Regions from separate parts of the Homo sapiens genome. Here region 2 is linked to region 1. A link is a loop called in an ENCODE intact Hi-C map of the cell type or tissue named here. Cell type or tissue: HepG2. All regions are shown on one strand. Links, peaks and the distances in the headings refer to the core of each region. The heading gives the core; the rest is flanking DNA. Region 1 has its middle 36 kb from the start of UGT2A1. Region 2 has its middle 27 kb from the start of CSN3.

What was found. Peaks named below come from ENCODE experiments on the same cell type or tissue, not always from the same donor. Only the 100,000 strongest peaks of a DNase experiment are listed, where the experiment ranks them.
Region 2: a loop joins it to region 1, with 28 times the contacts of the local background. A loop is called at or near these places in 2 of 110 quality-filtered maps.

What each region holds. Positions count from the first base shown.
Region 1 is chr4:69,682,437-69,695,643 of GRCh38, forward strand. No RefSeq gene overlaps it. Among named protein-coding and RNA genes, the nearest start is that of UGT2A1, 36 kb to the left of the region's middle. In HepG2, for the core only: a CTCF peak has its summit at 7,292 (motif pointing right); a DNase peak (open chromatin) is centred at 7,305.
Region 2 is chr4:70,263,198-70,276,404 of GRCh38, forward strand. No RefSeq gene overlaps it. Among named protein-coding and RNA genes, the nearest start is that of CSN3, 27 kb to the left of the region's middle. In HepG2, for the core only: a CTCF peak has its summit at 6,683; no DNase peak of the experiment used is centred there.

The DNA.
Region 1 (13,207 bases), core at 3,050-11,049:
ATGTGTGTGAATATAAAAGATGTTTAAAAATTTTATTTAATATCACTAAAGGTTAAATGACTGCTTAAAACCAAAATAATAACTACTGTTATTTATTGTATTGTGAAGTTATAACACATAGGTGTAAAATATATGGCAACAATAGCAGAAAATCTGAGAAGAGGTACAGGAAGTAAACTGTTGTAAAGTTGTTATGCGAAAGATGATATTAATTGCAAACTGAACATACAACTACAAGAAAAGGAACAAAACAAATATCTGAAAGGCCAATAAAATGTCAAATAGAATTAAAAAATATATTCTAGTAGTTCAAATGAAGGTAGAAAAGAAAAAAAGAACAAAGAAGAGATAAGATGAATTTATAAAACAAATAGCAAAATAATAAATTTCTCCTCAAACATATGAATAATCACAATAAATATAAATGGTCTCACTACCCTCACTAAAAATTAGACATTGTCAGATTGGTTTTTCTAGACATCTATATGATGTCTAGAAGAAACTCATTTTATAAAGAAAAAGTTTAAAAATAAAATGAGAATACACATTTTATAGTAATACAAGTATAGTAAAACTGGGGTGGCTACAATAATATCAAATAAAGTAAATTTTTGGAAAAATTATTAGGGAAAAATGGTGACTTGATAATTAAAGGTGTCATTTCATCAAGAAGACATAACAATCATAAATATATATGTACCTAACAGCATCAAAGTAAAGAAAGCAAATTGATGAAAATTAAAGGAGAAATAGATTCCCATTTATACTTGGAAATCATGATGGCCTTCATTTACTAATTGACAAAATAAGCATACAGAAAGTAAATAAGAAATAATAGAGTTCATATTGTTCATGAAAAATAATTTGCAAAAACTAAATGTTCTTGTTATATTTTACGATATACAACATGCCTTTTTAAGGTGTTTTTCTGGGCATTTTGACCTGCATTAATTTTGTAAAATCTTTATCTTTCTTGTTGTTTTTATTTTCTGAAATGCTTTTGCTTATGTCTTTATTTTTGTTTAATTTACTTTCAAATAAATCTGTTACAAAAAGTATTAAGCTCAATTTTTTACCTTTATCTCAAAGGTTTTATTTGAACTATTTTTATACATAGTCATACATAATTTCACACATAAAGTGAGGTAAAACAAATACTAATCTATCTGATAGCCATCTAAAGAAATTAAATATTACAATACAATTCTACATATCTTGCCTGCTTGTTTGCTCCTTCTATCTGTGACTTCAATTCTTTAATTCTCATGTTCTTTGTAATGATTTTTTGTATTTATTATTAAATAACATTTTATATATTTTTAAATATATAACAGAATACACAATATTCTGTTAAATATTATGTTGATTTTTATTACATGTGTGCACAGTTTCCGACAGTGGTAAGTGACTTAGTAATACCTTTATATTGGCTCTTGTCCTTTCCCTATTTAATGTTATCCACTGCTCTTGTGGAATTACCTGGCAATGCTTCTTACAGAAATTATTTGCACTCAAATTTTTTCCTGAGAGCCTATTTCTTTAGGAACTCAAAACAGAGGGTAATACTGTAGTGATTCTAGGCCATACAGCTATAAAAACTACATTACTGGTAGAAGTGAGGTAGATATTACTTGGCATGCAGTACAATCACAGTTACTACTATTTTCATTGTTGGTGAATTGTGATGAGGAACAGATGGAAGAGGATGGACTATTCTTGTGCAAAATCAACACTTAAGAAATATGGGACCAATAACGATTATAAGATTACGTACCTGTTAGCTGCGTTTATTACCTTCAACAACATAAGGTAGAAAGAAGATAACAGAATCAATTCAGCCATGTATATCTCAGGACACAATAAAAAGCAGAAGGCATCCATGACAGGTTTTATTTTTTCTCATAGTAATTCTTTTCTCAAACTTTTATTTTAGGTTCAGGGATACATGTGAAGGTTTGTTACATAGGTAAATTTTGTGCTTGGGTATTTTATGTACAGATTATTTCATCAACCTGGTAATAAGCATAGGACTCAATAGGTAGTTTTTTGATCCTCATCCTCCTTCCTCCCTCCACTCTCAGGTGGGCCCCAAAGTCTGTTGTTTCCTTCTTCATGTCCATATATACTCAATGTTTAGCTGCCACTTATAAGTGAGAACATGTGGTATTTGGTTTTCTGTTCCAGTGTTATTTTGTATAGGATAATGACCTCCAGCTCCATCCATGTTGCTGCAAAGGACATGATCTCATTTTTTTGTTTTTGTTTTTGTTTGTTTTTCCTACTGCATAGTATTCAATTGTGTATATATACCACATTTTCTTTATTCAGTCTACCATTGATAAGCATTTAGATTGAATCTGTGTCTCCCCTATTGTGAATAGTGCTGTGATGAACACGTGTGCCTATGTCTTTAAGGTAAAATGATTTATATGACTGAGCATATACCGAACAATGGGATTGCTGGATTGAATGGTAATTCCACTTTGAGTTCTTTGAAAAATCACCAAACTGCTTCACAATGGCTGAACTAATTTACATTCCCACCAGCAATATATAAGCATCCCCTTTTCTTTGCAACCTCGCCATCGTCTGTTTATCTTTTGGCTTTTAAATAATAGCAATTCTGACTTGTGTGAGATGGTATCTTGTTGTGGTTTTGATTTGCACTTCTTTAATGATTATTGATTTTGAGTAGTTTTTCATATGCTTATTAGCTGCATGTATGTGTGCTTTTGAAAATTGTCTGCTAATGTTCTTTGTTCAATTCTTAATGGGGTTGTTTTTGCTTGTTAGCTTAAGCGCCATATAGATTCTGGATACTAGACTTTTGTCAGATGCATAGTTTGCAAGTATTTTCTACCATTCTGTAGGCTGTTTACTCTGTTGATAGTTTCTTTTGCAGTATAGAAGCTCTTTAGTTTAATTAGGTCCCATTTGTCAATTTTTGTTTTTGTTGCAATTGCTTTTCTTATCTTCATAATGAAATCTTTGCCAACTCCTATGTCCAGAATGGTATTTTCTAGGTTATCTTCAAAGGTTTTTATGATTTTAGGTTTTTACAATTCAGTCTTTAATCCATCTTGAGTTGTTTTTTGTATATGGTGGAAAGAAGGGGTACAGTTTCAGTCTTCTGCATATAGCTAGCCAGTTACTCCTCCATCATGTATTGATTAGTGACTTCTTTCCCCATTCCTTGTTTTTGTTGACTTTCTCAAAGATCGGATGGTAGTGGCAGAGCTTGGTTCTCTATTCTGTTGCACTGATCTATGTGTCTGTTTTTGTGCCAGTTATTTTGGTTACTTTAGCCTTATATACTCTATACTGTGTTTAGAGTATAGTACTTACAGTACAGTTTTTTTTAATGTTATTATACTTTAAGTTTTAGGGTACATGTGCACAACGTGCAGGTTTGTTACATGTGTATACATGTGCCATGTTGTTGTGCTGCACCCATTAACTCGTCATTTACATTAGGTATATCTCCTAATGCTATCCCTTCCCACTCCCCCTACCCCACAACAGGCCCTGGTGTGTGATGTTCCCCTTCCTGTGTTCATGTGTTCTCATTGTTCAATTCCCACCTATGAGTGAGAACATGCGGTGTTTGGTTTTTTGTCCTTGCGATAGTTTGCTGAGAATGATGGTTTCCAGCTTCATCCATGTCCCTACAAACGACATGAACTCATCCTTTCTTATGGCTGCATAGTATTCCATGGTGTATATGTGCCACATTTTCTTAATCCAGTCTATCATTGATGGACATTTGGTTTGGTTCCAAGTCTTTGCTATTGTGACTAGTGCCGCAATAAACATACGTGTGCATGTGTCTTTCTAGCAGCAGGATTTATAATCCTTTGGGTATATACCCAGTAATGGGATGGCTGGGTCAAATGGTATTTCTAGTTCTAGATCCCTGAGGAATCACCACACTGACTTCCTCTTTTCCTAATTGAATATCCTTTATTTCCTTCTCCTGCCTGATTGCCCTGGCCAGAACTTCCAACACTATGTTGAATAAGAGTGATGAGAGAGGGCATCCCTGTCTTGTGCCAGTTTTCAACGGCAATGCTTCCAGTTTTTGCCCATTCAGTATGATATTGTCTGTGGGTTTGTCATAGATAGCTGTTATTATTTTGAGATACGTCCCATCAATACCTAATTTATTGAGAGTTTTTAGTTTTTAAAGAGACCCTTAAGTCCCATAGCAAATGGGCAAACTGTCTTGAAAATCATAACCAGGACCTAATCTTTGGCTTCTCAGAATTACAAAGGATGCTGAGTTTACAGCAATTCTTTTTGCCTAGCCAGCAAATAACCTACACCAAAGCCAAGGCATAGGATTGGGACAGCTGGATTGATATATTTGAGAACGTTGAACCTCCATATTCCCCTGAACCCTACAGGTCAATTGAAGACTCTCTTCTCCTAGCTAGATAATTAAGCATCCTCTTGCATGGAGACAATGCATAGAATTAAAGTTTATAACACACAAAATAATATATGCCCCTCTCACCTTCGAGCTTCTATACCAGGAGTTGTTAACATGATATATAACATATATAATTTTAATATGTAATAAATATTATATTATTTATACATTAATATTATATATTATATAAATACTATATGTCTATTTGACAGATAATATATAATAAAAATTATTTTTTTCTAAAATCTGTTTCTTTAAGAAATTTGTAATTGGTTTTGTTAGGCACAAAAAAATGCAGTTCTCTTTTTGTTTCTATGTGGTTAAACAATTGTTTCAGGTCATTAATTAAGCAATCTATAATTTTTCCCATTTCCCAGTGGTATGAAATGCAGTGACATATTAGCTATACATATATGATTAGGTCTCTACCTTTCTTTATATGCTAGTTTTCCATCCCTGTGTTGTTACCACACTATATTATTACTTAAGTGTTATTATTTATTATTTACCTTATTAGCTGTTCAGGTGAGTATGACTTTGTCCTTAAAATGTATTTTGGCTATTTTGAGCCCTGTATTAGTCCATTATCACGCTACTATGAAAAAATACCCGAGGCTGAGTAATTTATAAAGAAAGGGTATTAACTGACTCAGTTTCCACATGGCTGGGGACGTCTCAAGAAACTTACCATCATGGCGGAAGGCACCTCTTCTCAGGCGGGCAGGAGAGAGAATGAGTGCAAGCAGGGGAAATGCCAGGTGCTTATAAAACCATCAGATCTCGTGAAACTCATTCACTCTCAGGAAAGCAGCATGGCAAAAACCGCCCCCATGATCCGATTACCTCCACCTGGTCCCTCCCATGACGTGGGGATTATGGGAACTACAATTCAAGATGAGGTTTGGGTGGGGACACAGCCAAACCATATCAAGCCGATTATTTATTTCACAGATTTTAGAAATAAAGTTCATACAAACACAGAATTAACCATTGGATAATTTGTTTTAGAATTACTAGAATCTTTTTATGTTACATTTATTAATAGGTATATTGTATTATTTGTAGTGTCTCATTCAGTGATTTTAAAATTTCTGATTGTTATTTGTGTGTAAGATTGCAATTTACTTTTGTATATTAGTTTCATATATAGCAATTCTGATAGACTTTCTGATTTGAATAATTCAGCAATTTGTTTTAGAAAAACATAAATATGTATATTGCATTAATTAAAACATCAAATTCAACGTTAAATTGGAGAGATGTTAAAGAACATCTTTGTCTTGATCCTGATTTTTAAAAATTATTCTAATCATTCATTATTAAGTAGATTATTTCCTCAAGGTAGTTTCCTTGTTTTATTTTTTCTTTTTGTTTAATAGCTGTTGTTTCATATTTTTCATCTGATTAAGAAATTTCACTGCTATTTTTTAATCAATAAGGGTATTGGGCTACATTTAAGACTTTTCTACATTTGTTGCTTAATAGAGTCAATTAAAGTTTGAAGTACCTTTTTAAGAAATTTTATTCAAAGCTCAATCTGAAAAGCATGAAGGTTTTACTACATTAAGGGCTTCAGGAATTAATGGACAATATGTTTTAGTCTTTACATACTTTCCTTTTTGGGGGTGCAAATGGAAACATTTGAAAGTGTTCACTTAACTGTGCTCTATTTTTATATAATCATGCAACTACCGCAGGGCTAAAATAAATTTATTTTTGGCAGCAGGAATAGCAAAAGATCATTTGAATCAATACACTTAGAAATGTATTAGAATTTGCCTAGATATTTTTGTGCTTTTTAAAACTGTTCTCATGTGACAATATTTTTGCCAAACTTTGGTAGAATTTCTCAACTATATTGATGAATTTGAGTTCCTGGAATTTCTAACTCTATTTAATTTGATGTCTCAAAAATATTTTCAAGTGAAATATAATCAGTTCTATCAAATTCAGTACATGCTTCCCCCTTCAACGTACATACACAACACACACACACACATAGGCACACACACACACATTTTCCCACAGGCTTATTTTTCTGTGAAATGATATTTTCTCATAGAATTATGATGATTATACAACATGGATACAAACTATATAAAAATCTGCAATCAAGTTATTCTGTAATTTGAATCTATTTAGACCTTTCATTGAATGACTTTGAACAAATAAATTCTTAAGGCCTGTAAAATTATCTCTCATTTAAAATCAAATGTGAGTGATTTCCAAACGGCTTATTAAAACACAATAACGCTAGGATTACAATGTCTTGTTTATCATTTTGTTGTTGTTGTTATTTTTATTGTGTTACCTTTGTTACTTCCTCAGGAAACTAGGTATTGAACATTTTTAGATCAGACAATAATATTTTCCAGCATTATTTTGAAACCTAGTTATATTTTAATTCAATGATCTTGAAAATTATATCAGATAATCCTGGATATTAATTAGATGTTAGTGGAAATAGTTTTAGAAGTTTTAATATATAGTATTGAATAAAAATTGTGTCATTTTACTGTTTAAAATTATTTTAAACCTATTAATGGAGCCGATATGTTGCTAATGAAATCTGCTTAAACTTTTAATGTATTTATATCTTTGTTTTAATTTATAAATAGCACTAACTCTAACCTGAAAAAGTCTTGATAAATATAAAAAAAAACTAGTGCTTGGAGAATAACCACAGAATTTCCTAATAAATATATTGTGTGTGTTCATCTCTGTTTTGGATATATATATATATATTTAGATGAAACTTTATCATTTTGCCATCAACAAAATTATTAAATTCCTAATAATTTGGACTCATCATACTTATTCAGCACTATCAATCATCATCCACATGAGGGCAGCATATCCTAAAGGATGTAGATTTTAATATTACAGTTTCGAAAGTGCTTTTACACAGTTTCATGTTGAACCCTAGCAAAAGTTGTCTATTCCTAACTTTATGCTATAGATGAAGAAATCAAAATCAGAGAAGTTGAGGAATCCCTGGCAAATGCAAACTGGAATTATGTTCCATTTTCACCAATTACATATTTCTTATTCACTTACATTTTAACTACAAAACAGTAGTAAGAAAAGCATGGGCAAAAACTTATGCATATGTTTCTTTACTCCACTATCTTTAATTAGAGATGCCACATACACAGAAGGTAATTTCAAGTGGGACAATGAAACTTAAAGACGACTATTCCAAAAAAATAAAAATCTTTGGCAAAGAAATTTCAAAGTGTCATTAGTTTTAGATTTGTGTAGTAATGATAAGCTACAATCCTAGCTAAACAGAGAATTTACAGCTTGCACTTTTCCATTTATTATTTCCCTTAATGAACTGTTGCATATTCTAGTTAGAAGATAAAAAGATTAGTTTTAATTATTACGGATACATAATAGTTGCACATATTTATGGGGTACATGTTGTTTTGGATGCAAGTGTAAAGTGTATAATGATCAAATAAGGGTAATTGGGATACCGATCGCCTCAAGCATTTATCTTTTTTTGTGTTGGGAAAATTTCAGTTCAACTCTTTTAGTTCTTTTAAAATATACAATAACTTACTGTTTACTATAGTCACCTTATTATGCTACCAAACACTGGATCTTATTTATTCTAACTTGATTTTTGTAGCCATTAACCACGCCCTCTTTATACCCCCCATTCTCACCACCCTTTCCAGCCTCTGGTGACCATCCTTCTACTCTGTATGTCCATGAGTTAATTTTTGTTTTTAGCTCCAACATAAGAGTGAAAACATGCAATATTTTTCTTTCTGTGCCTGGCTTATTTAATTTAACGTAACTGGAGGACACTCCATGTTATTGCAAATGACAGGATTTCATAATTTTTATGGCTGAATAATAATTCATTGTGTATTATGTACCAGGATTTCCTTATCCGTTTATCCATTGGTGGAAATGGATGTTGATTTCACCTCTTGGCTATTGTAAATAGTCCTGCATTAAACATGCATGTGCACATATTTCTTAAATATATTGATTTCCTTTCTTTGGATATATACCAAACAGTAGAATTGCTGAACCATATGGTAGTCATATTTTTAGTTTTTTGAGGAAACTACACAGTTTTCCATAATGGTTGTAATAATTTACTTTTTCAGCAACAGTGTACAAGGGTTCCCCTTTTTCCACATCCTCATCGCCATTTGTTATTGCCTACTTTTTTGAGTAAAAGACATTTAAACTGGGATAAGATATCTCATTATAGATTTTATTTGCACTCCTCTGATGATTAGTGATGTTGAGCATTTTTTCATATACTTGTTGGCCATTCTTCTTTTGAGAAATATCCATTCAGATCTTTTACCCATTTTTAAAATTGACAATTTTTTTTCCCTACTGAGTTGTTTGAGCTCCTTATAGATTCTGCTTATCAATTCTTTGTCAGATGGGCACTTGGCAAATATTTTCTCAGATTCAGTGGGCTGTCTCTTCACTTTGTTGTTTGTTTACTTCACTGTACAGGAGCTTTTTAGGTTGATGCTATTTCATTGTCCGTTTTTGCTTTGGTTACCTGTATTTTTGAGGTCTTACTCAAGAAATATTTTCCCAGAACACTGTCCTAGAGTGTTTCCTCAACATTTTCTTATTGTATTTTCATGGTTGAGGTATTACATTTAAATATTTAATCCTCCTTTATTTAATTTTTATATATGGCAAGAGATAGGGGTCTAGTTTCATTTTTCTGCATACAGATATACAGTTTTCCAAGCACCATTCATTGAAAAGTCTGTCAATTCAGCAGTGTATATACTTGGCATACATTGTCTGTGTAATCTCTTGATAGTTTCTCTTATGGTGCAGAAGTTCTTTAATTTAATTATGTCCCACATGCCAATTTTTGTTTTTGTTGCAATTGCTTTTGGAGACCTATCCAAAAATATTTTACCTAGGCCCTTGACAAGAAATTATATCCTAGGTTTTCTTCAAATATTTTTATAGTTTGAAGTCTTCCATTTAAATTTTTATTATAGTTTGAAGTCTTCCATTTAAATATTTAATCCATCTTGAGTTAATGTTTGTATAGGGTGAAATATATGGGTCCAATTTCATTCCTCTGCATGTGGCTAATCAGTCATACCAGCACCATTTACAGAATAGGGAGTTCTTACCCTATTTCTTGTTTTTGTCTGCCTTTGTTGAAAATCAGATGCTTGTGGGTGGGTGGCTTTAATAGTGAGTTTCTTTTCTACTCAATTGGTCTATGTGTCTGTTTTTGTAACTGTACCGAGTTGTTCTGATTACTGTAGCCTTATAATGTAGTTTGAAGTTGGGTAGTATAGTGCCTCTGGCTTAGTTCTTTGGCTTAGAATTACCTTGGCTATTCACACTCTTTTTTGGTTCCATATGAATTTTAGAATAGTTTACTTTCTTCTAATTCTGTGAAGAATGATTTTGGGAGTTTTATAAGAATATTATTGAATCCATAAATTGCATTGAGTGGTGTGACCATTTTGATATTCATTCTTTGAACTCATGAGCATGGAATGTTTCCCATTTATCTCTATCATCTCTGATATCTGTCAGTGGTGTTTTGTAATTATTCTTGTAGACATTTTTGACCATTTTTGGTTAGCTGTATTTTTAGATGTTTCATTTTCCTTTGGTTATTGTAAATGGTATTGTGTTATTGATTTGGTTCTCAGCCTGGAGGTTAATGGTATATAGAAATTGCTGATTTTTGTGCATTGGTTTTTTATCCTGAATCTTTACTAAAGTCATTTATCAGTTTGGAACATTTTTATGGAGTCTTTAAGGTTTTCTAGGTAAAGAATAATATCAAAACAAAGAGAGATAGTTTGATTTATTCTTTTCCTATTTTGATGCCTTTTATTATTTTATCTGGTTGATTTTTCTGGCTAGGACTTTCAGCACTATGTTGAATAGGAGTGATGAGAGTGGCCATTCCTAACTTATTCCAGTTCTCAAGTGGAATGATTACAGCTTTTACCATTCAGTTGAGGTTGGCTGTGGATTTGTAATAAATGGCTCTTATTATTTTGACATATGTTCCTTCAATGCCTATTAGTTGAGGTTTTTACAATAAAGGGATGTTGGGTTTTATCAAAGCCTTTTTCTGTGTCTACTGAGATGATCATATGGCTTATGCTTTTAATTCTGTTTATGGGGTGAATCACATTTATTAATTTGTATATGTTGAACCAACTTTGCATCCCAGGAATAAAGCCTACTTCATCATGATGAAGTAGCTTTTTGAGGTGCTGCTGGATTTGGTTTGCTAGTATTTTGTTGAGGATTGTTGCTTCTGTGTTCATCAGGGATATTGGCCTGAAGTTTTCTTTTCTCATTGTCTTTCAGCAAGATTCTGGTATCATAGTGATGCAGGCTTGGTAGAATGAATTAGGGAAATGTCACTCCTCCTCAATATTTTTGGAATAGTTTTAGTAGGATAGGTACCAGTTTTTCTTTGTACTTCCGGTGGAATTTAGCTGTGAATCCATCTGGTCCAAGGCATTTATGGTTGATAGGTTTTTTTATTACAGAGTCAATTTGAGAGCTTGATATTTGTCTATTCAGGGCTTCAATCTCTTCCTGATTCAACCCTGGGAGAGTGTGTGTTTCCAGGAAATTATCATTTTCCTGTAGATTTTCTAATTTGTGTGCATACGCTTGTACATATTATTTTCTGAGTATCTTTTCTATTTCTGTGGGATCAGTTGTTATGTCATCTATGTCATTTCTGAATGTGTTTATTTGGATATTCTCTCTTTTTATTTATTAATCTAACCAGTAGTCTATTAATCTTGTTTATTTTTTCAAATAGCCAACACTTGGTTTCATTGATCTATTGTATAGACTTTTATGTCTCAATTTTGTTCAGTTATTCTCTAACTTTTGTCATTTCTTTTCTCCTACTAGCTTTGGGGTAAGTTTGTTCTTTTTTTTTCTATTCCCTTAGATGCAAACTTAGATTGTTTATTTGAGTTATTTTGTTGGTGTGTGTTTGTTTTTTGTTTGTTTGTGTGTTTGTTTTGTTATGTTTTTTGAGACGAAGTTTCACTCTTGTTGCCCAGGCTGGAGCGCAACGGCATGATCTTGGCTTACTGCAATCTCTGCCTCCTGGGTTCAAGTGATTCTCTTGACTCAGCCTCCTGAGTAGCTGGGATTACAGGCACCCACCAGCACGCCAGCTAATTTTCATGTATTTAGTAGAGATGTGGTTTCACCATGTTGACCAGGCTGATCTTGTACTTATTTTTCTTTTATTATACTTTAAGTTCTAGGGTACACGTGCACAACGTGCAGGTTTGTTATATATGTATACATGTGCCATGTTGATGTGCTGCACCCATTAACTGGTCATTTATATTAGGTATATCTCCTAATGCTATCCCTCCCCCCTCCCTCCACCCTACAACAGGCCCCGGTGTGTGATGCTCCCCTTCCTGTGTCCAAGTGTTCTCACTGTTCAAGTCCCACCTGTGAGTGAGAACATGTGGTGTTTGGTTTTTTGTCCCTGTGATAGTTTGCTGAGAATGACGGTTTCCAGCTTCTTCCATGCCCCTACAAAGGACATGAACTCATCCTTTTATATGGCTGCATAGTATTCCACGGTGTATATGTGCCACATTTTCTTAATCCAGTCTATCACTGATGGACATTTGGGTTGGTTCCAAGACTTTGCTATTGTGAATAGTGTTGCAGTAAACATAGGTGTTCATGTGTCTTTATATCAGCATGATTTATAATCCACTGGGTATATACCTAGTAATGGGATGGCTGGGTCAAACGGTATTTCTAGTTCTAGCTCCTGAGGAATTGCCTCACTGTCTTCCACAATGGTTGAACCAGTTTACAGTCCCACCAACAGTGTAAAAGTGTTCCTATTTCTCCACATCTTCTCTAGCACCTGTTGTTTCCCGACTTTTTAATGAGCGCCATTCTAACAGGTGTGAGATGGTATCTCATTGTGGTTTTGATTTGCATTTCTCTGATGGTCACTGATGATGAGCACTTTTTCATGTGTCTGTTGGCTGCATTAATGGCTTCTCTTGAGAAGTGTCTGTTCATATCTTTTGCCCACTTTTTGATGGGGTGGTTGGTGTTTTCTTGTAAATTTGTTTGAGTTCTTGGTAGATTCTGGATATTAGCCCTTTGTCAGATGAGTAGATTGCAAAAATTTTCTCCCATTCTCTAGGTTGCCTGTTGACTCTGATGGTAGTTTCTTTTGCTGTGCAGTAGCTCTTTAGTTCAATTAGATCCCATTTGTCAATTTTGGCTTTTGTTGCCATTGCTTTTGGTGTTTTAGACATGAAGTCCTTGCCCATGCCTATGTCCTGAATGGTATTGCCTAGGTTTTCTTCTAGGGTTTTTATGGTTTTAGATCTAATATTTAAAACTTTAATCCATCTTGAATTAACTTTTGCATAAGGTGTAAGGAAGGGATCTGGTTTCAGCTTTCTACATAAATCTGGCCAGTTTTCCTGGCACCATTTATCAAATAGGGAATCCTTTCCCCATTGCTTGTTTTTGTCAGGTTTGTCAAAGATCAGATAGTTGTAGATGTGTGGCATTATTTCTGAGGGCTCTGTTCTGTTCCATTGGTCCATATCTCTGTTTTGGTCCAGTACCATGCTGTTTTGGTTACTGTAGCCTTGTAGTATAGTTTGAAGTCAGGTAGCGTGATGCCTCCAGCTTTGTTCTTTTGGCTTAGGATTGATTTGGCAATGTGGGCTCTTTTTTGATTCCATATGAACTTTAAAGTAGTTTTTTCCAATTCTGTGAAGAAAGTCA
Region 2 (13,207 bases), core at 2,208-10,207, 580 kb after region 1:
AAAATATATTTTGAACATCTACTAATAGCAAGTCCCTCTGCTAAGTGCTATGAGACAGTACAAAAAGACCCAGACAATTATTGTGGACTAATGGACTTCACAGTAAAAGAGGAATCATACCATATGTATACAACTAATCATGGTACAATTCAAAATAGAAAAGGAGGCATCTTACAGACTGAGAGATCATGGCAGTGATCAGGGAAAAAAAGTGTTATGATGGTGTGCACTTGTAGTCCTAGCTACTTGGGATATTTGAGTGGCAGGATTGCTTCAGCCCAGGAATTCAAGGATGCAGTAAGCTATGATTGTGCCACTGCACTCCAAAGTGAGATTCTGTCTCTTAAAGAAAAAGTGTTATGGAAAAGATGGCACTTGAATGGATGTGTGCTGCAAGCTGGCTGCTGGACCATAAACTGTTTACTGGTCAGTTATGAGTGAAGGCCATAAATCACTTTTTGTCATTATGTACACACACTATTTATTTCAGCTTCTTTTTAACTATTGATTCATTCATTTACTCATTCACTTATTCAGTAGCAAGACTTTCTTGTTGACAAAGGCAATGTGTTCTGGTGCAAGCTCCTTATCTCATTCGTGACCAATAATTTGAGTATACCTGAACTAGAACTAAGTAGCGGCTACTCCCTGCTCTTATAACTGAGGCATGCTCTCCTCATTTCACCTGTTTCCACCCATTCACTGCAGAGTAGCTTCTCATAAATTTAGGCATTTAAGCTTGTAATCCTTGCTATAAACAATGAAATAACTTAAGACTTGTGTAAAAGAAGGTAAATTCTTTTAGCTAATGTAAGATGAAGGTGAGAGTTAGTAAAAGCCTAATGGTGAAATTGAGGGGACAATTTTGAGATATATTAGGGAATAAATATCAGTAAAAATTGAGAATTTGTATATTGGATAAGATGGTGTTAAAGAAGAAGCTATTTTCTGAATTGGATAACTGGTTACAAGATAATATCTCCACAAGAAAACTATTAGAACTGATAAGCAAATTCAGCAAAGTTGCAGGATACAAAATCAATATACAAAACTAAGTAGCATTTCTATATGCCAACAGTGAACAATCTGAAAAAGAAAAAAAAGTAATTCTATTTACTATAGCCACACATAAAATTAAATACCTGGGAATTAACTGAAGAAGTGAAATATCTCTATAATGAAAACTATTAAAGACTTATAAAAGAAATTGAAGAGATACCAAAAATGGAAAAATATTCCATATTCATGGATTGGAAGAATCAGTATTGTTAAAATGTCCATACAACCCAAAGCAATCTACAATTCAATGCAATCCCTATCAAAATACCAATGACATTCTTCACAGAAATAGAAAAAAAAATCTAAAATTTACATGGAACCACAGAAGACCCATAAGAGCCAAAGCTATCCTGAGCAAAAAGAGCAAAACTGGAGGAATCACATTACCTGACTTCTAATTATACTACAGAGCTATATAACCAAAACAGCATGGTACTGGCATAAAAACAGACAAACAAACCAATGGAACAAAATAGAGAACCCAGAAACAAATCCACACATCTGCAGTGAATTCATTTTTAACAAAGGTGCCAGAAACATACACTGCAGAAAAGACAGTCTCTTCAATAAATGGTGCTGGGAAAACTGGATATCCATATGCAGAGGAATGAAACTAGGCTCCTTTCTCTCAGCATATACAAAAAGCAAACCAAAATGGATTAAAGACTTAAATTGAAGACCCCAAACTCTGAAACCACTACAAGAAAACACTGGAAAAGTCTCTAGGACATTGGCAATAATTTCTTGAGCAATACCCAGAAGCACCGTCAGCCAAACCAAAAAATGGACAGATAGGAACATATCAAGTTAAAAAGCTTCTGCACAGCAAAGGATAGAATCAACAAACTGAAGAGACACCTAGAATGGAAGAAAATATCTGCAAACTAGCCGTCTGACAAGGGATTAATAACTAAAATATATAAGGAGCTCAAATAACTCTATAGAAAAAATCAATGTTCTGGGTTTTAAAATGGGTAAAATGCAAGGTATGGTATACGCCTTTGGTTCCAGCTACTCAGGATGCTGAGGTGGGAGAATCACCTGGGGGTGGGAGGCAAAAGTTTCAATGAGCCAAGATCGTGCTCTACAGCGTGGGTGATGAAGCGAGACCCTGTCTCAAAAAAAAAAAAAAAAAAAGGCAAAAGATTTGAATAGATATTTCTCAAGAGAAGACATACAAATGGCAGAATGGCAGACAAGTATATGAAAAGATGCTCAAATGCAAATCAAAACTACAATGAGATATCACCTCAGCCCAGTTAAAATGACTTATATCCAAAAGGCAATAACAGATGCTGGTGAGGATGTGGAAAAAAGGAACCCTTGTACACTGTTCATGGGAATGTAAGTTACTACAACCACTATGGAAAATAGTTTGGAGGTTCCTCAAAAAAATGAAAAATTGAGTACCATATGATCCAGCCATCCTACTTCTGGGTATACACCCAAAAGAAAGGAAATCAGTATATCAAAAAGATAGCTGCACTCCTATGTTTGTTGCAGCACTTTTCACAATACCTAAGATTTGGAAGCAAACTAAGTGTCCATGAACAGATGAATGGATAAAGAAAATGTAGTACATATACACAATGGAGTACTGTTCAGCCATAAAAAAGAATGAGATCCAGCCATTTGCAACAACATGGATGGAAGTGGAGATCATTATGTTAATTGAAATAAGCCAGGCACAGAAAGACACATCACATGTTCTCACTTATTTGTGGGATCTAAAAATCAAAGCAACTGAACTCACAAACATAGAGAGTAGAAAGATGGTTACCAGAGACTGGGAAGGGTAGTGGGTGGATGGGAGGGGATGTGGGGATGGTTAAGGGGTACAAAAAGGTAGAATAAGACCTACTGTTAGATAACACATTAGGGTGACTGTAGTCAATAATAATTAATTATACACTTTAAAATAACTTAAAGAGGGTAATTGGATTGTTTGTAACTCAAAGGATAAATACTTTAGGGAATGGATAGCCCATTCTCTATAATGTGCTTATTTCACATTGCTTGCCTGTGTCAAAACATCTCCCTCACCTGATAAATATATATATATCTTCTACGTACTCAGAAAATTTTTTTACAAAAGATATTACAAAACAAGATTTATAAGTCAGTCTGTAGGCAAAAGGAAGAATTTACTTTGAGATGGGCTGCATCTGTTCCAACCTCTGTGTTAAAAACTGAGAGCATATCATTATTTTAAATACCCATGGTACATTACAAAACTGGATCACATATTAGGTCACAAAGATAACCTCCCTAAATGTGAAAAACTCAGAAATTATATTACCAGAGACCTACCGACTGCAACAAATCTAAAAACTATGAAATAGTAAAAAGTTTACTTTTTCAAAGTAAGAAAACTGTAGTAAAATAGGCAATAATAGGAGATTTTAAAAATAAGACTATGTATGCAAACTCATGGGGCCCAGTCAAAGTCATAGGAAGAGGTAAAGTGCTGTATTAATTTATAGTATCATGGGGACATTAGAGTAGATATATCAAAAAGTTATACTTCTATTTATGCATCTCAGAAATTAATAAAATGGATTCCCAAAATAGTAGGGGAAGTATACAAATATATTAATTTAAATACAACAGGTATTTTTCCCTAATAATGTAAAGAAAAGGAGAATTCCTATAATTACAATTTATAATTGAGAAAGAAGAATTTTTGCAGTACTCTCAACTTTACCTTTGAAACAATATATTCCTGCTTCTTAGGAAATCTCAGATTCATACAGATAAAACACGTAAACAGTTACACTTAAGGAAAGGGATTAAAGTATCATTAATAATTAACAGATACCTTGAAAAAATCTTTGTGGTTATAAAAATATACCTAAAAAATAAGATTGAATGTCACAATAATAACATACAAATATATGACATCATAATTTTTCATTGATCTCCACTTATCTCTTTTATGCAATAGGATTATTCTGAAAAGGCACATCATGCTTGTATATGAACACTGGGCAATAGTCAGCATGCATTTTGAATACAGATTTTGAAAACCAGAGCTCATACATACAGTCTATATAGAGACTAAAGATTTCCGCTTCTAAAAAACACAAAAAAATGTAGAAAATATCTTTGAAATAAACTTTATTTAAAATCCTTTATATAGACTTAAAATACATCTCAATTATTTACACCAAATTTCAAAGTTTATTCTAGACAAGTTATGAACTTCTAAGAGAGCTAGATGATTGAAACAAGAGAAATCAAATTTCTAACAGAATAAAAGGAATTTTAAAGTTAAAATGGCATTACTAAGAGAATCACATATGAAGAATCAATGCTTATCAAAGAACTGTCACTTTATTTTTCCTTCAAGAAATATTAACAATTAAAACACAAGTAATCACATAATTGTTCATTTTTCCCCTCTTTCCTAAGAAAATAAAAGTAGGAAGAATAGAACGTGTTCTTGATTGTCTCATTAAGATTCAGCTAAAAATTCTCGTAGTGGCTCACACCTGTAATCCCAGCAATTGGATGACTGAGGCTGGCAGATAGCTTGAGCTCAGGAATTTGAGCCCAGCCTGGGTAACATAGTGAAACCCCATCTTTACAAAATACAAAAATTAGCCAGGCCTGGCCAAGCGCGGTGGCTCACGCCTGTAATCCCAGCACTTTGGGAAGCCCAGGCAGGTGGATCACGAGGTCAAGAGATCAAGACCATCCTGGCCAACGTGGTGAAACCCCCGTCTCTACCAAAAATACAAAAAATTAGCTGGGCGTGGTAGCGGGCGCCTGTAGTCCCAGCTATTCCGGATGCTGAGGCAGGAGAATGGGGTGAACCCGGGAGGCACAGCTTGCAGTGAGCCGAGATCATGCCACTGCACTCCAGCCTGGGCGACAGAGCGAGACTACGTCTCAAAAAAAAAAAAAAAAAAAAAAAAACAAAACAAAACAAAACAAAATTAGCCAGGCCTGGTGGCATGCCAGGAGTCTCAGCTACTTGGGAGGCCGAGATGGGAGGATCCCTTAAGCCTGGGGGTTCGAGGCTGCAGTGAGCTATGATTGCGCCACTGCAATCCACCCCGTCTCTAAATAAATAAATAAATAAATAAATGTAATTCTCAGTAAAATCAAAAACCATTGATTCATTCCTAGGAATCTGAAGATCTCAGACACTTAATCTGTGTAGGTAATGCCAGAGTCTTTGGAAATGTCTTATTTTAGTAGGTTCGTGATTTTTTTCTCTTTCAGGCAGGCATTAAAATATCGTGATATGTATTTGATATATAGCCAGTCATTTTGATTGCATAAACTAGTTATGTGAAGAAAAGTTAAGAAATAATATTCAATTTGGTTCAAGAATAAAATAATCATGATCTCTTAAATTAAGCATTCTCTTTAATTAAGGATATTTTCCCCCCTTTGAATCAGCACCTTCAATGAAATTGTACTTTTATCGGCAAAATCGTATAAAAAAAGTATAAAACTTGTCTTGATGAAAATTAAGCTTTGATTATCATCAGAATAGTTATTTAAAATTAAATACTATTTGCTTCTAAAAAAAAACAAGAATTTAACTGAGGGGGCACTCAGGATTATCTCGAGGTTTATTTAAAATTTCTCAACATAAGTTATGTTCTCAACTATGTGTGTATTAGTAAGTTTAGCATTTTTCCCCTTATTGTTTTTATATCAAATCATGATTCTGTAGAAATGCTCTCAGAGTAGAATCAGGAGTGGCTATTGGAATATCTAAATATGTATATGTATATGTATTTTCACACACACGGAAATACACACATATATATGCAAACATTTATGGGCACGCTTGATATATAAAAACAAACAAGTCATTCCATAAAATCTCTTTCACTTGAATTATTATAAAAAGTCAATAGTTTTTATAGAATTTAAGACGGCTGAATGCTTTGCCACCATTTCCTGAAATGCCTAATTCTATGGGCAAAGGTGCTTATATCACTTTTGTTTTGCTTTTGGCTTCTGATACTTCTTTTTCCATTATATGTTTGTTAGGTTTATCCTTTAGCGTTCTAGATTTTTCCTCTGGAGATATGTGGTATAAATTGTTTTGCATATAAATATAACCTAGGGTTGTTCCAGGAATTTTTGCTGATTCACAGGAAAAATATCTTCTAATTCTTTATGGACCAATTGTGAACATTTGAAATAGAGATGATCTGATAGTGTAATATCACTAGCTTATACATAGCCTTGTTTAGTTGTCTTTAAGAAGACAAATGCAGAACAGAAAGAAAGCGTTAAACCTTAAATATCTTTTTATCCGACACTTTAAACTCCTCTGTTCGCTATATTTTAGGTATATATAATATATCTTATATAATACATGTGCATAATTTAGATATAAATTTATTTTTTAATCAGCAGGGACGAATAATAAGAAACGTTTAGAGCACGATTTTATCCAACTTAGTGATCCTTGTCTTCAAATTTAACAGGTGGACTCATCATTTGCTCTTTCCTGTCCTCTCAGAAATCATATATCCTCAGTGCAATAGGTAAGAAAAGTTAGATTTCAAATCCTCATTTTAAAATATTAAATATACTTTGCTTCTCTTTCACTAGACATGAGAAAAATCATCAAACCAAGAGCTCCCTCTTTAGGTGATTATAAACGTAAACAAGATGGCTGCTTGTTTCTGAAGCTCTCAGATTACCTCAAAGGTTTTAAATTTTGGGGTGGTGGAAGTTCACCTTATGCTTATGCAGTTACTTCAGCACAATTTAGTCAGCAAAGAAACAAAAACAATAGAAAAAATATAGTAACATTATAAGCTAATATATCATAATCATAAGAATAGCAATAAAATTACTTATAAGTAAATAAAAAATATACTTATTTACCACTTAAAGATAAAGGAAGTAAGGAAAATAAGAGAAAGCTTTATGAATAATATATTCATTGCAAATTATTTGTAGTAATGATAAACTGAAAACGACCTATCAATTAAAGAATGGATTAGAATCTGTCCTGTAGAATATCCACATGGGATGACCGTAAGTCATTAAATTTATATTTATAGAAAGTTTACAATAGAATTCCATGCTTATATAATATTTGGGGTATAAAAAACATAATATATAATCTATAATACATAATTTAATACATATTAAAATAACATAAAAATATAATACATAATTTTTGCATAATCACAACTATTAAAAGTCAAATATAATTAGCTAAACTACAATTTTTTTAAGAAAGTTATCAAGGTAATGAGATTATAAGTAATTATTTTTATTTTTATTACAGTTTTTTGAGTTTTCCAATTCTACCAGTTTTACTTTGAGTTTACTTTGAAAACCAGAGAATCAATCTTTAAGATATTTAATGTTTCTTGAAATTTATTAACTAATTAAATTATTAATTTAAAATAACTAGAAGTAGGTTTTCAAATGTGTAAAAATTGACACTTAAAACACCTGTATTTTTTTAATTATGTTTCGCCAATTACAATAAATACATTAACTGGGAGTTGCTTAGAAGGTCTTGTTCTAATGAGTAAGAAATTATTTTATAAATCTGGTAAACTAAAAAAACCATTTAAACCATGTTGAGCTTATAAATTATTTTTAACTGTAAGCCACAGCATATCTTGCAACCATGTTATGAAGCTGGTGATTACATTATAAAGGAAAAATCATGTGAGTTAATACTTTCAACAAGCAACTCGGCACCAGTGAATTTATATAACAAAAAAAAAAACAGAATAAATATATAGCTCAAAAGTTACATAAAGATTGTCAAAGGATAACTTTGAGACGTGCAGTTATTTGCATGCAAATGAAGGCAAATGTTGTCAATGAGAAAAGGGAAAACATGAGACTTGTGATGAGGAAGAGAGAAAAGAAAAAAATGGAAGTAACCTGGAAACAATAAACCATGTTTTACATTTTGGGGGTAAAACAGCAACTAGCAAAGGGATCAGTCTGGATAGGCTCCACTTGAGCAGGCTGGCAAAAATCATGAAAAATAACTAAATTGTAGTTATTTGTGGGTTATCCAAAAACCATGAGAAGTTGACTATGAAGTTAAACATGACAATTGTATTATGTAAAATCTTCCAGCATCTTTCTTTCTACACCTCCAGGTTACTTAGAGAGGTCTGTACCTTACCATTTATAAGAATATCTCGAGACTATAATTTTTAACAAAAATTTTTAGAAATCAAAATAAGATTGTTAAACACATTGATTATGCAAAGATCCCAGTTGTAGCATAGACATTTATAAAGCACATAAAATATAACATTATTGAATCAATATTTGATACAAAATTATTCATTATAAACATTAAAAATTATGTAATTAATAATTTGCTTGGCTTCATTAGAATTTAAAAGGGAAACTTTAAGATAAATTTGAAGCTCCAGGTTCTGTGAAAAAGAAAATACTGCCCAATGAGATATGATCTACCAAATTGATTTTCTAGAAAAAAAATTAATCATTTAAAATCATTCCGGGAATCTTATTGTGGTTAGTTATTAGAAGTTCAAAATCACTATTTTCAAAAATATACGTCACAGCATCTAAATAGGTAACTCCACAAAGAATTCAAATTGGGAAGGTTTTAAGGAAAGGCTCACAAATTTGATCTCATTTATTTTCATAACCCCAATACAATTATTGTCAACTAGAGTTGGAAAAGACAGTCTATCACACTCCTTTTCGTTCTTGAAGTTGAGACAATGAGTGAAGAAAAATAAACTAGGAGAATATTTCTCGTGTTCAGAATGAGCCCCATGACATTTTCAGAGTTATTGGAAAAGCCACTGTCAGTCATGGACTATTCATTGACCACACAGAGCCTAATTTCAAATGATTTAAAAAGATAACTTTAAGAGTGCAAATAGGTGATAATGTAAAGGAGATGCTACAGAAAATTATTCCACATATGTGAATGCTTTCATAGTTCTTGAAAACCCTTTTCTTACAAAGGTAAAATAATTGAGTTTACTTTGCAATTTTGTTTCAATTATTTATTTAGATCTTAATTATTCATTCTTAATATGAATGTAAAGTAGCCTATCCCTTGTGAAAACTCCCACATTCTGTATATGAGTCTAAACGTTTTATACATATTATAAAATTTTAAATTCTAAGTTGGATAGATTTTTATATTTCAATACTTCTGAAACTTAAATGTTCTATAATTAATGAAGATTTATTTTATATTAGTGGTTGTTTCTTTATACTCGTAATCTGTTATTTAGTCAATGGTTCCTCATACAATGTTTGACATTTTAGAATTTTTTAAAAAATTGTATTTTTCTGATCATTACAGTAACTCATTATTTTTACCATTACAGAAATGGAAAAATGCAAAGATACAAAGAAACTTTTCGAGGTCGCAAGGCTGAGAGGTGCTTGATCTGGATTTGAACTCAGATCTCTCTGATTCTAAAGCCCACACACTTTCTACTATGTCAACTTGCCTCTGTCATGTAACATAGGATAATTTTTCTTGCTGTACTCTTATTAATAACACTAATGATAGTAATAAATAAAACTGAGTTTATTATATACCTTGCAATGTTATAAATGCTTTACATATATTTTTAATCATCAAAATGACCTTATGAAGAGAATACCATTATAATCTCCTTTTGCATATAGGTAATCTGAATGAAGCACAAGATTATTTTTATATGTTGCTTTCTTTTTATAATAGCAGCACAATTCCTTATTTATCTTAATTTAAATTTTTAGTTATTTTTTACTTTTTATATTTTTGTTTATTTTGATATTTTTTAGTTATAGTAGTGAATAGGAAAATCTCTGTAAAGGTTGATTTGCTGTTAGCGCTAAGGTAAGCTTATTACCTTTGTTTGATTTTAATGAACTTCAAGTGAACTTAATAATTTTTTTTCCTTTAATTTGCCAAGTATCAAGAAATATCTGATCAACCAAATTGAGCTCCTCATTATGGATTGGACCTACATGGGTTGTACCCTACCGGCCTTCATCTCATCCACAAGCATCTACTCATTTGTACCACAATCATTTAACAAGATCTATGATTACCTTTTCAAACTACAGAAAGAAAACACTTTATTTCCTTCTCTGTTTACATCAATTCAAACTCCACCACACCCATCACAAACTCTAAACTCTTCAAATCCACTAGGCAAAGCTCATCATTGCTCAACTCCATTTAAGGAAAACCAGCAAACTCAATTTCAATCAAGAATAGCCCCAGCACATCTACCAATACAGCTAAATATTAGAATGACTGGTTTCCACCAACTACGTATCTTACAAATCTACCATATTGGAATCCTTACAATCCTCACAACACATTCTTAAAGCAATATCAACAACTTCTTCTCTGTTAACCCCTATTGTTACCATGTCTATCCAAAATCCAACTCCTTATACCAATACTAAGTAACATATTGCTATTGTCTTCACAACCACTCAAACCTACCCTACTACCACACCACCACAGAACCTACTATAATTGATGCTCTCTCTAATACCAGCAAGAATGCTGCAATTCCTATTCAATACACAGGTATAATTATAGCTTATGCCTGGGGCTACATGGCTATATTGAATTGTGAGTGTGTGTATGTGTGTGTGTGTGTGTGTGTGTGTGTGTGTTTTGAGAGAACAGGATTGAAAATTATAAAGCATGCTGTCTCCCATCACAAAATTAAAACTCTAGTTAAAGAAATATAAAATCAAAATTTACAAATTTTGTAAAGGCTTTCAGGAAATTTCATGGGACTAGGATATAGTAATGAGAAGTAGTAAGAAATATCACATTCACAATACCTGCTTTGTGTAGCCATTCAAGAGAGAAATAAGCCACTATGTTTAAATAGTGCCAGTGTCTGATTTTTGAAATAATACATGACTTTACATAAATATATTGCATGCATTCAAGACTCTAACATTAGAATTCTGATACCTGATTAAATTATGGTACTTGTTCTACATAAAGTGCCATCTGAAAGTCTTATACCTTAGACTAGGAAATCATCATCCTATTAGGATAATGCTTCACAGCATGGTAATGCTTCTCTTGAATATCATCTAATTGTTGTTACTCTGAATAGACCTTTAATATATTCCTCAATCCATTATAATAAAAGCCCTAATCTAATTATCATCATTAAACAGCATTTATTTAGTACTTTCCTATGTTCCAGGCAGTGTGAATGTAAGCACTTCACATTGATTTATTCATGTAACACTTAAACAACTCTACAATCATGAAGAAAATGAAGCAAGAAAATATAAAACACAGGTAGGTGTGAAATCCAGGCATTCTTTCTTCAAATGCTCCATGCTTAACTACTGCAATGTTTCTAAATATGCCTTTCTACATTAAAATTGTATATATGTTTATCAATACCCAATAAAAGGAATTTGGACTAAATAATTTGTATATTTCTTTAGGTTAAAGAATAGAATAAATTCTTTCCATATTCTTATTCTTAGTGTCACTAATATAAGGTACATTACTATAAAATTTCTCATGAATTCATTTCAATAAAAGTATATTGGAAATTACATGTAACACCTGACTCCTGCTAAAATGATACTGAAAGAAAATAAAGCAGATATGGACCTCAACTGCAAGGAACTTAGGAATTCATTCTTGAATATTAGCCACATAAGTTTTATGCCAAAATAAAAGTGGCAAATCTCATTAAAAATATATAAAGAATCATTGGGTTTCAGATGAGGGAAAAAAATAACTCAAGTTGGGCACATAAGAAGACTCCCAAGAGTGAGAATATTTTATTTGGGCCTGAAAGAACATGAAGGTCATTGAGACCCCTAGTTTAGAAGTCTAGGAGCATTCCAGAAAGAGTGAAGAACATCAGAAAAGCAACAGACCTTTAAGGAAAATAGGATGTGGTTTAGATAATCCAGAGCAAATGGTTCATGAAGAGGGTAGTGGAGGAGAAAATAAGATTTAAAAAAGGAGAGGCAGGGTTCAAATTACATAGACTTTTAAATGAACTCTTTTCTACAGGTATAACCAGTACCTGACCTTCTGTACTCACATCCTGCTAACTTCCTTCATTTCTCTAGGCACAATCTTATTGTCACTGCTTTTTCAAAGAATCTACCACATATCACCACTTCCTCAGGGTCCACGCTCTTACCACTCCCCAGACAGCCCCCAAACCTACTACTTCCACAAGGACCACATTAGCAAGAATGGTCATCAACATGCTCCCAAATGTGCTCACTACATCTCCTTCTTCAGAAACATGGGTGCCTATAACAATATCAGCACTAACCAACAAAATGTAGGCTAAGTTTAGCAACAACTCATCTAGAGGTAAATTGGGGACTGGACAAAAAGTTGCATCTGGAACTTCTTTGACTAATGCGAGCCTTAGCAAATTCAGGACTACCCCGAAACTTTGTAAGTCAGCACTAAGGTTGATGACAATCATGTGGATTTTGACACTGACCTTAAAGCTGGCACCACCTTTGAAAAAGGAACAATTGCTATTTCTCCAAATGATGTCAATCCCAAAGAAGCTTATGTGTGAATATAATCTATGCAGTAGATAGTTCTCCAATCACAATTTGAAAAAAAGCATGCAAGAGAATGTGTTAAGGACAAAGCTAGAGAAATAAGTGTGTAGCACTGTAGCAATTAATTAGGAAATAAACTGTCATTTTAAATTCTCTATTGATTACTGTCACACAAAATAATTTACTGTGATTTTCTATTGCCATACACTGTAATACTTTCAAAACTAAAAATGACACTTTATAGATGAATCATATGAAGAGATACTATGAAGAACTTCAGGTGGCAGCCGGGGCACAGCGGTTCACACATGTAATCCTGGCACTTAGGGAGACTGAGGGGGGTGGATCACAAGGTCAGGAGTTCAAAACCAGCCTGGCCAACAAAATGAAACTCCGTCTCTACTAAAAATACAAAAAGTTAGCCAAGTATGGTGGTGGGTGCTTGTAATCCCAGCTACTTGGAAGGCTGAGGCAGGAGAATCACTTGAACCAAGGAGGTGGGGGTTGCAGTGAGCCGAGATTGCGCCATTGCACTCCAGCCCTGGTGACAGTGCAAGACTCTGTCTCAAAAAAAAAAAAGAAAGAAAGAAAAAGAAAAAGAAGTTCAGGTGTATACTAATTTACAGTAGTT